Regions from separate parts of the Homo sapiens genome. Here region 1 is linked to region 2. Evidence: chromatin contacts called from ENCODE Hi-C or POLR2A ChIA-PET data. All regions are on one chromosome and are shown on one strand. The core of a region is the stretch at or near the end of the contact, and the rest is flanking DNA. Distances in the headings are between cores, read along the strand shown. Region 1 has its middle 34 kb from the start of DOCK9-DT. Region 2 overlaps STK24 (serine/threonine kinase 24).

Region 1 (5,012 bases), core at 354-2,853, 540 kb after region 2:
ATACACGAATGGAAATATCCGAGACAGCGAAACCTGAATCAGCTACAAACAGTATGACCTTGCATGACTAACTTATTCTCCCATCCAATCAACATGTCATGACCGGGCGCAGTGGCTCATGCCTGTAATCCCAGCACTTTGGGAGGCTGAGGTGGGTGGATCACGAGGTCGGAGTTCAAGACCAGCCTGGCCAACGTAGTGAAACCCTGTCTCTACTAAAAATACAAAAAATTAGCCAGACGTGGTGGCGGGCGCCTGTAATCCCAGCTACTCGGGAGGTTGAGGCAGGAGAATAGCTTGAATGCTGGAGGGGGAGGTTGCAGTGAGCTATTGCACCACTCCACTCCAGCCCAGGCGACATGCGAGACTCCGTCTCTAAGTAAATAAATAAAAAATAAACATGTCATAAGCACCCACCATGTTGTAGACACTAATGACAAGTCCCACAAACTCTCTCCATCTATCCCCTAGAGCAGCTGTAGCCCAGCCCACTTTAATGTGTCGTTGCTCTAAAACCAGCCTCCACTTCATATACATGGCCCCCCCAGGTGTTGGTAACCCTTGGATCCAAAGATGTCTGATTCTCAAAATCAAAGATTAAAACTTTTCAGAGACAGCTGCCAGGACGTAAGGCCAAGCACAAGCAGCTCATCCTGCACAGGTGGACGTAAGAAGGATGAAGAACTCAGTGGGAGACTTCCTCTCCATCACCTGCCCACCCAGCTTCCCAGCCCGCCTCTGCGAGGACCCCTCCCCTCTCCATCCAGCAATAAAGGGCTGTGCGAGCCACTGTGTTCTGTGCAACTTCCAGTTCCTCCACTGTCACCTGAAGCAATGGGGGAGGGAAGGGGAGGTAATAGTGGCCTTGAAAGGCTGAAGGGAAGCCTCTGGCATGTTCTTTGCCTAGGAGCCAGCTCAGTGCTTCCTTTGACACTGTGAGCTCTTCAGGCTCCCCCTTTCCCGCCAAAGCTCAGTTCTTGCTCTTTGCTTTACTGATTTCTGCTTGAGCCCACAATGCAGGCACAACACACCTGCAACTTCCTGAAAGTCCCTGAAGCAGACAGAGCCTGAGGAGGCACAACTTCTTCACCGAGGGCTTGGGGCCGAGTCCCAAGGACTTTTCATTCATTCTTCTACCTTCTCTCTTGAACCTCGCAATGGAAACATGAGGTCTGCAGCTTTCATACTAATGAAAATTTCATCCAAACAGGAAAGAAAAATACATCTTTTCAATACCCAGAACTTAAGGTTATCCGAATGCTCTAAAGGTCATTCGCTGATAGTGATACAAACATCCCAGGCAAACCAAGCAAAGCAGGAATGTGAATGATGAACACAACCTGCAGACGACTTGACTCAGCTGTAGAAATGAGACCTTCACCACCACTACACTCATCCTTTTCACCTGCAATTACTTCAAACCCCAGACAAAAGTGGTCCCAATTGCTCAGGATGATCCACAAAGCAAGTACACCCTATCAAAATTCAACCAATAAAAACTACATTTCCAGTTTGCAGCTAAAGAACATGTTCCACTAGTGGCAAAAAAAAAAAAAAAAAAAAAATCAGAACTCACAATCTGCTGAATTTCCTCATAACAAATTTGTTCACAAAAACACCAGAACCACAGGAAACACCACATATGAAAGAGAAATCAGTTGGCTTTTTGAAAATAAAGAAGACATGCAATGAGCAACAGAAGCCAAACTGATATTCAGCCAAGTACCATTCCTGTTTAAAGATTCAAAACATCCTTAATAACCATAAGTCATTAGCTCTCAGCACGACCAATTTTCCCCATGGAAATGCTTGACTATCAGAGCTGGGGGCTTCTAGTGGGGATGATGGGCACAGCTCCACAGCCCCTAGGGAAACATGAAGGCCCTGCAAGGGGCAGTGGATATGCAGCAAAGGTAGGAGTGTGCCCTGTCTAATGTCAGCATCCTGTGCTTCCACAGAGACCCTCACCCCTGGCCCACTACTCACTGCCTGGCCATGGAGTAGGATGGAAGGATCTCCTGGTAAACAAATGCCAGCACACAGCTTACTTCTCCCTGACCTCAGCTCCCCATCTCCCTAGATTCCACAAAATATTCTGCTATCCTAAATGATTTCAAAGTACAGACCACACTCCGTATCCAAGGGTTCCATGGTGTGAGGTGGTATCTCACTGTGGTTTTAATTTGCATTTCCCTGATGATTATTGATGTTGAGCATTTTTCCATATACCTGTTGGCCACTTGTATGTCTTCTTTTGAAAAATGGCTATTGCCCTTTTTTTTGGGGAGGTTTGTGGGGGTAGACACAGGGTCTCACTGTGTCACCCAGGCTGGAGAGCAACGCAGTGGTGCAATCATGGTTCACTGCAGCCTCGAACTCCTGGGCTCAAGTGGTCCTCCTACGTCAGACTCCTAAGTAACTGGGACTATAGACACATGCCACCACACCAGCCTTCTTTTTTTTTTTTTTTAAGTAGAGACCAGGGTCTCACTATGTTGCCCAGGCTCTTTGCCCATTTTTTAACTGAGTTGTTTTCTCACTTTGAGTTGAGTTTTTTATATGTTTTGGATATTAATCCCTTATCAGATGTACAATTTGCAAATATATCCTCCCATTCCATTGGCTGTCTCTCCACTCTATTGATGCTAATGAATTTCTAATGGTAGGTTTTTCAGGCCTCAGTAGGGATTCGCCGTTGGGATGAAGTCTCTCCCATTACTCCTTCAGTCAAACCACTTCCAGTTCCCAATTTCTTGGTTGTCTCCAGGAGCCCAGTTCCTAAACACACCTGAAAATAAAATAGATTACCACTAACATCACTCCTGCGCCCTCTCCCAGCTGCCACTGTGTTCACATCCCTACTGTCCTTTTCTATTGAAATCAGATAAGAATTATGTCCACAGTAACTTAAGCCACAGAGATTTCAAGAGCTTTGTTAAATGACAAAATTTCCTAAGCCTATACAAATTTGCAGGAGAGCAAAGAAGATAAATTTTGTCACTCTTGTTCAGAATTCTAAGCTACTATAAATAATTTCCCATGCAAATCACGTTTTGTGGCAGAAGGAAAAAACCAGCAACCTTAATACATATTTCTAAAATAGCTCATTATGCTTCTAAGAAAAAAACTTAGAATATAAATTTAATTATTCAAATTCAATATAATTTAATTAAATGTAATTGAATTAAATTGCTTTCTAAGGTATTCTTTCTGTAAGCCACTTGAACCAAGAAAGCCACCTGGTTTTATTTAAAGCCAATGGTAAGAACTTTCTGAGACAAGGAGAAACCTCTGTAACTCAGACCCTTGTACAAAAGAATTAAAGAAATTAAAACCGGGAACCAGGTTTCAGTAACTGCAGGAGGGTTCTCCTTCCTGCCAGGGCCTGGAGTGAGGATCAGTTACTGTAACCAAGAAACCTCAGACTGTTACCTGGTCCCCAGCGATAGCACAACATGTGGCCTGGGCCCATCAGATAGCACACACTTGAGGGTTATTACAAGAGGAGCGAAGCACCCCACACCCTCCACCTCCCCTCACTCACCCTCCTACTCCCAAGAAAACACCAGGAGGTTTTGGAAGCAGGGTTAATCTTGCATTGAAAAAAAAACACAAAGCAGATGGGGCTGAGTTAGTCTGACTACCACATCTCAAAGAAGATTATCTGCCTAACACGGTAAGCAAGAAAGGGGAGTCATGAAGAAGTCAAAAGCCAAAACCAGGGGTGAATTTCTGCATAGATCATTTTTCACTGTCTTCCTTTTCCACTGTAAGACACTGCAATTCTTTGCCGCATCTCAAAAGAGGAGACTCTTCTGGTGGCTCACTCTAAAATCTAGTTCATGGGGATTACTCAGGCATATTTATAAACCCAATGGCTGCAAAATTACAAATATTAGTGCTCTCACTTAGAAAAAAAACAGCCTTGGTCTAGAGTAATTAAAACATAAAAACATTACTCTCCATGCTCTGAGACCCTTAATGGGGTAATTTGTGGCCTCGCCAAAAATTTGAAAGGTGGGCTTCCATGGCCCACTATAACCTAGAGCTCTAGACCAACATAGCCTCACCCAGAATCTTTGTACATCCTAACAACCAGACACTGACACTGAGCTCACAACAGCAGAAATAATAGCAATGGTAATAAAGCAGGTTTTACAGAATAGCTGAGAAAGCCACACAAGTCCACATAAAGCAGTTAAGTCCCTAACTGTGATAAATCTAAAAACTTGGTTTGCTGTTAGTTGTTGGTTGGACAGGGTTTGAGGGCAAGCAAGAGGGAAGGCATAAGCCCAGAATCACATCTAAGTTCTTCCATTGCTACTGCCCTGCCTCAAGCATAAAGCACAATAGTCTGATGAAACCTGCTCCTCTTTTTACCTTTGCCATGTTAAGTTCTCTCTCCTAAGCTGGGAGATTCTTAACTACGCCAGTATCACCAGCAAATCAAGCACTATCACAAGCACCATCAGGCTGAAGTTAAGGGATGAGGCTGAACCTTATACCACCTTCCATCTGTGCTTGCCTTTACTACGAGAAAAATTTTAAATGAATATCCCACAGAGAAGACAAAAAAGATGGCACCTCAGTTTTAAAGTGCCTTCTTCACTTACTTTCCTAACTTAGGAGAGGTTTTCAGTCATCCATTTCACAAACCAAAGAGCTAAATCAGTCATGAATTGCTAATAGTAGAAATGAAGCAGGGAAAGAATTGCCTCATCCACTTTTTTTGCACAAAGGTTCTGCTATGAAATTTTCTTGAATGAACATATGAATGAATGGCCCATTACTCTACTACTATGGATTAGCAAAAAATAATAATTTGAAACAACCGGGGTATCTAGTTAAAGGGTACACCAGGACTTCCTTATACTATCCTTGACTTTTCATATAAGTCTGAAATTAAATAAAAGTTCCAAAAAACAGAATGGGAAGAAAATAACTTGCCCTCTGTGTAGGGTAGGGTCCCATTGGAGATTAGCACTAAAGGAACTTTCTACAAACTTTCAAAA
Region 2 (5,219 bases), core at 659-3,158:
TTTCATCAGAAACTATTTCCCCTTTGGGGACCACAGAAAAAACAATAGAAGTCCCAAGAATATAACTTGGAAAGATGACTGTGAAGTGAGATTATGAACCTGTAACTACCCACAATCAATCCTTTCCCAGAATAACCTGTACTTTCATAGAGTACTTAGTTTTCTAAAACTCACCAAGGGACTTTCCCATATTAGTCTTCTGGTGAATCTGATGGGTCAAACTACTCAGAAAAGTTTTTAGGAACTGATGAAAACTTGTAAGTCAGGGATCTGAATCCGCAATGAGACAACAGGGCATGTTTCTTTAATAATGACACTACAACAAAAACTACTATGGCAAGGAAGAAATTTGAAAAGCACAGCTTTTAAGACCTCGCACCTGATTTGCTTTGGTTAAACTGGCTTGATGTTTGAGAGGAATAAATAATTTATCATAAAAGAAAATGATAAACCTTATTTTTAGCATGCTAACAATCTATTTTAAGACTTGTGAATTTTGAGTCTGTTTGGCGCAGATAACTTAAAATTTTTTTAATAAGGGAAAATCATCATTTACTAAAAATCTACTACATGCCAGCACTTTACATACATGATCTCATCTTTATAGTAATCATGGAAGTATATCTGCGTTTCCTCAAGAAAATCAGCAGCCCAAACAGCGACCAGTTGAGTACCTGTACTAGAATCTGAGACTAAAATCTTGGCTATAACTAAAAGTGAATCTCAATATGGACACTCTGATAGAATAGCAAGCTCCTCAAAACAAACCCCCTGAAAAAAAAAAAAAAAAGATTTGTAAGTGCTGAAGGGAATGCACATTTGCAAATGGTGCACAGAGAAAAAACAGGTCAGCATCCCGTACTACACCATCCTGTTCTCGTTACAATTATATGTCTTCACTGCCTAATTAAAATACAAAACCAAAAAATTCTCTCTCCCCTCCTGCACACTACCCCATATCCCCTACCCAACCCCACACACAGGCAGTTTCATTTTGACTTCGTGGATGGTACCTCAGTGGCAGAAAACTCCAGGGGTATAATGGCTGGGACATGGAGGATTCTGGTTAAGTATCCTAGCTGGTTTAATTTCCCAAAAAGTAAACACTGAAACTACAACGGGTGAAGTTTTTTCCATGGTCTGTGATCATCCTCAAGACCTTTCCAGGCCTCAGATCCATAAATATTGGGGGGGTGGGGGGATTCACTGTTGTATTGTTCCTTCTCCTCCCTAAATTCTAGCCCTTGTTTTCAATCTTTAGGGGAAAAAAAATGCTACAAAGCAATTTTGTGACTTCATCACTGCTACTGTCAAAATTAACACCACTCACCAGATCCTTAGTAACATTCAGAATATTTAGACCACTTCTCTATTGTTTTAAATCCTTTTTTCTAGACTAAAAGAATGAACCAAAACATAATTATGAGACCTGTGAATGCTAGCTACCCCAACAATGAAGAAACCCATTTCTGGTAATCTCTTCTTTGTCCTGGCCTGCTATATAAAAGTCCCTTAACACAGGGTGAAATCCTAAGGCCCTCTCTCCAATCACCCTTAAAGAACTAAGAACAGTAGCTCTGAACGCTACAGGGAGTGTTTTAAAATGACAGTGAAAACCACATAGAGCACTATTTCCAGCTCTGTGCCAAAGACCCATTTGTCTTACAAATCCATTTAATCTGTATCCTCCTTGACATTAGGACCACACTTTCTAAACCTACCAAGATGATGGAAGAATGGCCTCTGACTCAGGAGGGTCCCCTTCTGGGCCAAAGAATTTCATGACACTCCATTACACAAGAATGGGCAGACAGAATTACAGGTCTGGATTCTTCTCCTGCTCAATTATAATAGTTAATTATTGTTTTAGAAGAGCAGTTCATGATGTATGTAGCCAAATAAGACAATTGTCCTTCACATGGCTTTAAAATCCGGGCCAACTTTCCACAATGGCCACGTTCTTCCAGGCATTCTTGTGGCAGATACTCCCTAAAGGACAATCTGCTTAGTAAAATACAGAGAGCGCACTGGATAAAGTATCAACACTTTTCAACCTGCCTGGAGGCCATCAGCACCTGAAGACCACTCCCTGAGCTATTCCACTTCCTACAGAGATGAAGTGACTTTGAAAAGGCCAGCCTACTGTGCACACAGCCTGTGTCCTCTTCCCACGAAGCACACTATTCAATGACATTTCTTAGCCTCTCCTGGGTCAGGTGTGGGTCATGTGGCTGAGTTCTGACCAGGAGAACATGAACAGAAACAATGTGCCCTACGTCCAGGCCTGGGCACATAAAAACTTCCCACACGTGAGCCTCCATTTCTCCCCCAACGCTGACTTATGGCAGCTGAGCACAGCCACTTGTCAAGATGAAGGAACAATAAGATAAAAGGAACTCAGGTTCCTGAATCAGTGTCTGAAGGAAAACAGCCCACGGATCAGGGCAACCAGTGAGGAAGAGATACATTTCTAACATGTATGAGTCGTTACACATTTAAGGAGTTTACTACGGCAGTTGACGTTACAATAACTAAACAAAATACCGGGGCAACCTTAGATCAAGGTTAGGCTGATCTGAAACCTAACGTTCTAGCATTAGCAGCTCAGGCAAGAACAGGACCTGTTTGGATGGAATCTCTAGATACATGCAGATATGTACTGTGGCCGCTATATTTGGCCACAATAAAGCAGCCCATTCCAGCATGCAGTAAAGATCGTGCTAAGGAGCTGAGGTTGAACAAGATGTTTTGAACCACTGATCCTTAATTTCCATAGTTAAATATTAGCTGGTATAAATCACCAAATATTTGTCAGGATCCTCCACACTTCCTTTGCCAAAACCATCATAATAATTCATATTAAAATACAACATCAGCAAACCACACGAAATCCAACTCTGAATTTACTAGAACACTACTGCTGAAGTAATTTCACAGGGAATAGTACGCAGTACAGTGGACAGAATCCAAACTGAGTTTCTTTAGCTGTTTGTTTTCAATCGAAATTTAACATCGAGGCCAGGCACAGTGGCTCATGCCTATAATCCCAGCACTTTGGCAGGCTGAGGCAGGTGGATCACCTGAGGTCAGAAGTTCGAGACCAGCCTGGACAACATGGTGAAACCCCATCTCTACTAAAAATACAAAAATTAGCCGGGCACGGTGGTTGGTGAGCGACTGTAATCCCAGCTACTCAGGAGGCTGAGGCAGGAAAATCGCTTGAACCCGGGAGGCGGAGGGGGCAGTGAACTGAGATCGCCCCACTACACTCCAGTCTGGGTTACACAGCACGACTCCATCTCATTAAAAAAAAGAAATTTAACATCAAGATGCTGGCATTCCCCCACGGAAGTCACATGTGTAGTGCTTTCGTTTTTGCTGTGTCAAGACCCAAACTGGGTGCACCACACAGCAACATTTGCTCTTCTTGTTGGCATTCTTCCTCCATTCTTTAACCCTGGTTTCCTTGGTTTGACCTCAATGGATACCTTAACTGCAAACTACCTTCATTGCATATTCATTGCAGGGTAATTTAAGAGATGAGGTATGAATAAATGCTACCAAGGAAGGAAAATACGCATTAAGTACCTACTACATGTCAAGTACTTTCACATACTTAATTCCATTTAATCTTTGTAACATATGATATATACCATAATTTTCCATTTTGCAAATGAGAAAGTGGAGAAGTTATAAAAAATAATGAAAACTCACTCAAGGCCACACATCAAAGTAAATGACAAGATTCAAGTCCTGTGACACCTGACTCCAAAACTCACTCTTTCCATTTCAAAATGCTACATTTGACCTATGACACACTGCTGTCCTTTACACAAGGGATAAAAAAGGGATCACTGCTCAATTTTGATTTCCTTTAAATATCCATTTTAGTTAATCAATGGTTCTCAAAATGTCCATCCTCTGACTTACACCTTACTGTATTTCTACAAAAGCAAAACCTACACGCTCCCTTCTCACATCAGAGCAGCTTACAAGTTGTAACTTAGAGACTTTAGAGGGTAAGGCCAGGGGAGGAAGAGGCCTGGCCCAAATTATCCAGGTTTATCGCTGCCTCCCCTGGAAAATCATCATTTCTTTCTTCATAGTTCTGTATTCCACAATAATTATTTCAGAGCGTTTTTTTCCCCACCAATTCTTATGATTTCTAAAACCCCATTTTAAAGGTTACAACATTTTTAAGTTCAGTGAAACAGGTATATTTTGAGGAACTTGAAACACAAGAACGGTCATAAGCCTTCTTAGTGTTGTAACAGGATTGTTCTACGATGTCTAAAATGGTAAAATGGTTCCATGCAGGATCAGAAAAACATTTTTAATACTATTCTTTCCCACTTAAAGAACAGAGTGGCAGTGCAGGACAATTTTTGTGTCATATTATTATAACTACCGTTTTATTTAAGTAATTACCAATTTGCCTAGCATTCTTAAAAGTCAAGCGTAGATAAGCTAGCTAACTAACCAACATTATCAATTCTCATCAGCAGTTTTTAACAGCATTAAATTAAACCACAGCTGGTAAGTGAGAATATCAAAAGATTAACATTCTTAAGTTGGTATGAGTTTTTAATACTAATCATAAGCAGTCCTAAAATTAGGTGAATAACTGTTATAATAACTTAATAAGAAACAGTTTTAATGACAAAGTCCCACCAGAAATACTCTTCCTTATTCAAAAGAGAATTAGAACATCAAACACTTTCACCACAAATATTTCTATAGGAGACATTTGAGATGATGGAACTATCAAAGCCAGGTTCTTTTGATCACGAAGGTCAAAACATCTCTCCTTGCTCTGAAACCTGCTGTGCTTTGTCCTATCAGAGTCCTTCCCATTCCCTGCTGGCACCTCAGCCAAGTGCTGCAGAACGGAGAAGCACGTTATTTTAAGCCTTACCTTCAGATAGGATCCATAATATTTGGTTACATATGGACTGTCACACTGACTCAGCACTGTGATTTCTTGTTGAATGTCCTCTATCTCATCTTCAGCTTCTTCCAGATCAATGATCTTTATGGCAACCACTTTCTGAGTCCGATTGTCAATGCCTTTGAACACCTCTCCAAAGGAGCCCTTCCCAATTTTCTCTAGTTTTGTAAAAAGCTCTTCTGGGTCTGCCTTTAGGTTCTGTAGAGAGAAGGAAGAGAAAAGGGAAACTTTAGTCCCTCATAGCACCACAACTCCTTTGTCAATTTTATGT

The links. A loop is a pair of places that touch in the nucleus more often than their neighbours do. ChIA-PET counts read pairs that join two places held with the same protein, here RNA polymerase II (POLR2A). Pooled maps may share reads with other maps.
Region 1: a loop to region 2 is called in a pooled map, with 2.1 times the contacts of the local background. The contact joins two enhancer-like sites. A Hi-C loop is called at or near these places in 2 of 50 pooled maps. POLR2A ChIA-PET finds 5 or more read pairs at or near these places in 2 of 52 experiments (CD8-positive, alpha-beta memory T cell and activated CD4-positive, alpha-beta T cell).

What each region holds. Positions count from the first base shown.
Region 1 is chr13:99,050,313-99,055,324 of GRCh38, forward strand. It overlaps a transcript of DOCK9 not described here. Among named protein-coding and RNA genes, the nearest start is that of DOCK9-DT, 34 kb to the right of the region's middle. Within about 2 kb of position 1,604, at least 3 of the 41 ENCODE cell types and tissues checked have a DNase peak (open chromatin) inside an H3K27ac peak, as active enhancers do.
Region 2 is chr13:98,514,328-98,519,546 of GRCh38, forward strand. It overlaps STK24 (serine/threonine kinase 24), which reads right to left. Exons shown (of 11, transcript NM_001032296.4): 2 at 4,916-5,146. Among named protein-coding and RNA genes, the nearest start is that of STK24, 60 kb to the right of the region's middle. RefSeq lists an enhancer at 3,223-3,282. Within about 2 kb of position 1,909, at least 5 of the 41 ENCODE cell types and tissues checked have a DNase peak (open chromatin) inside an H3K27ac peak, as active enhancers do.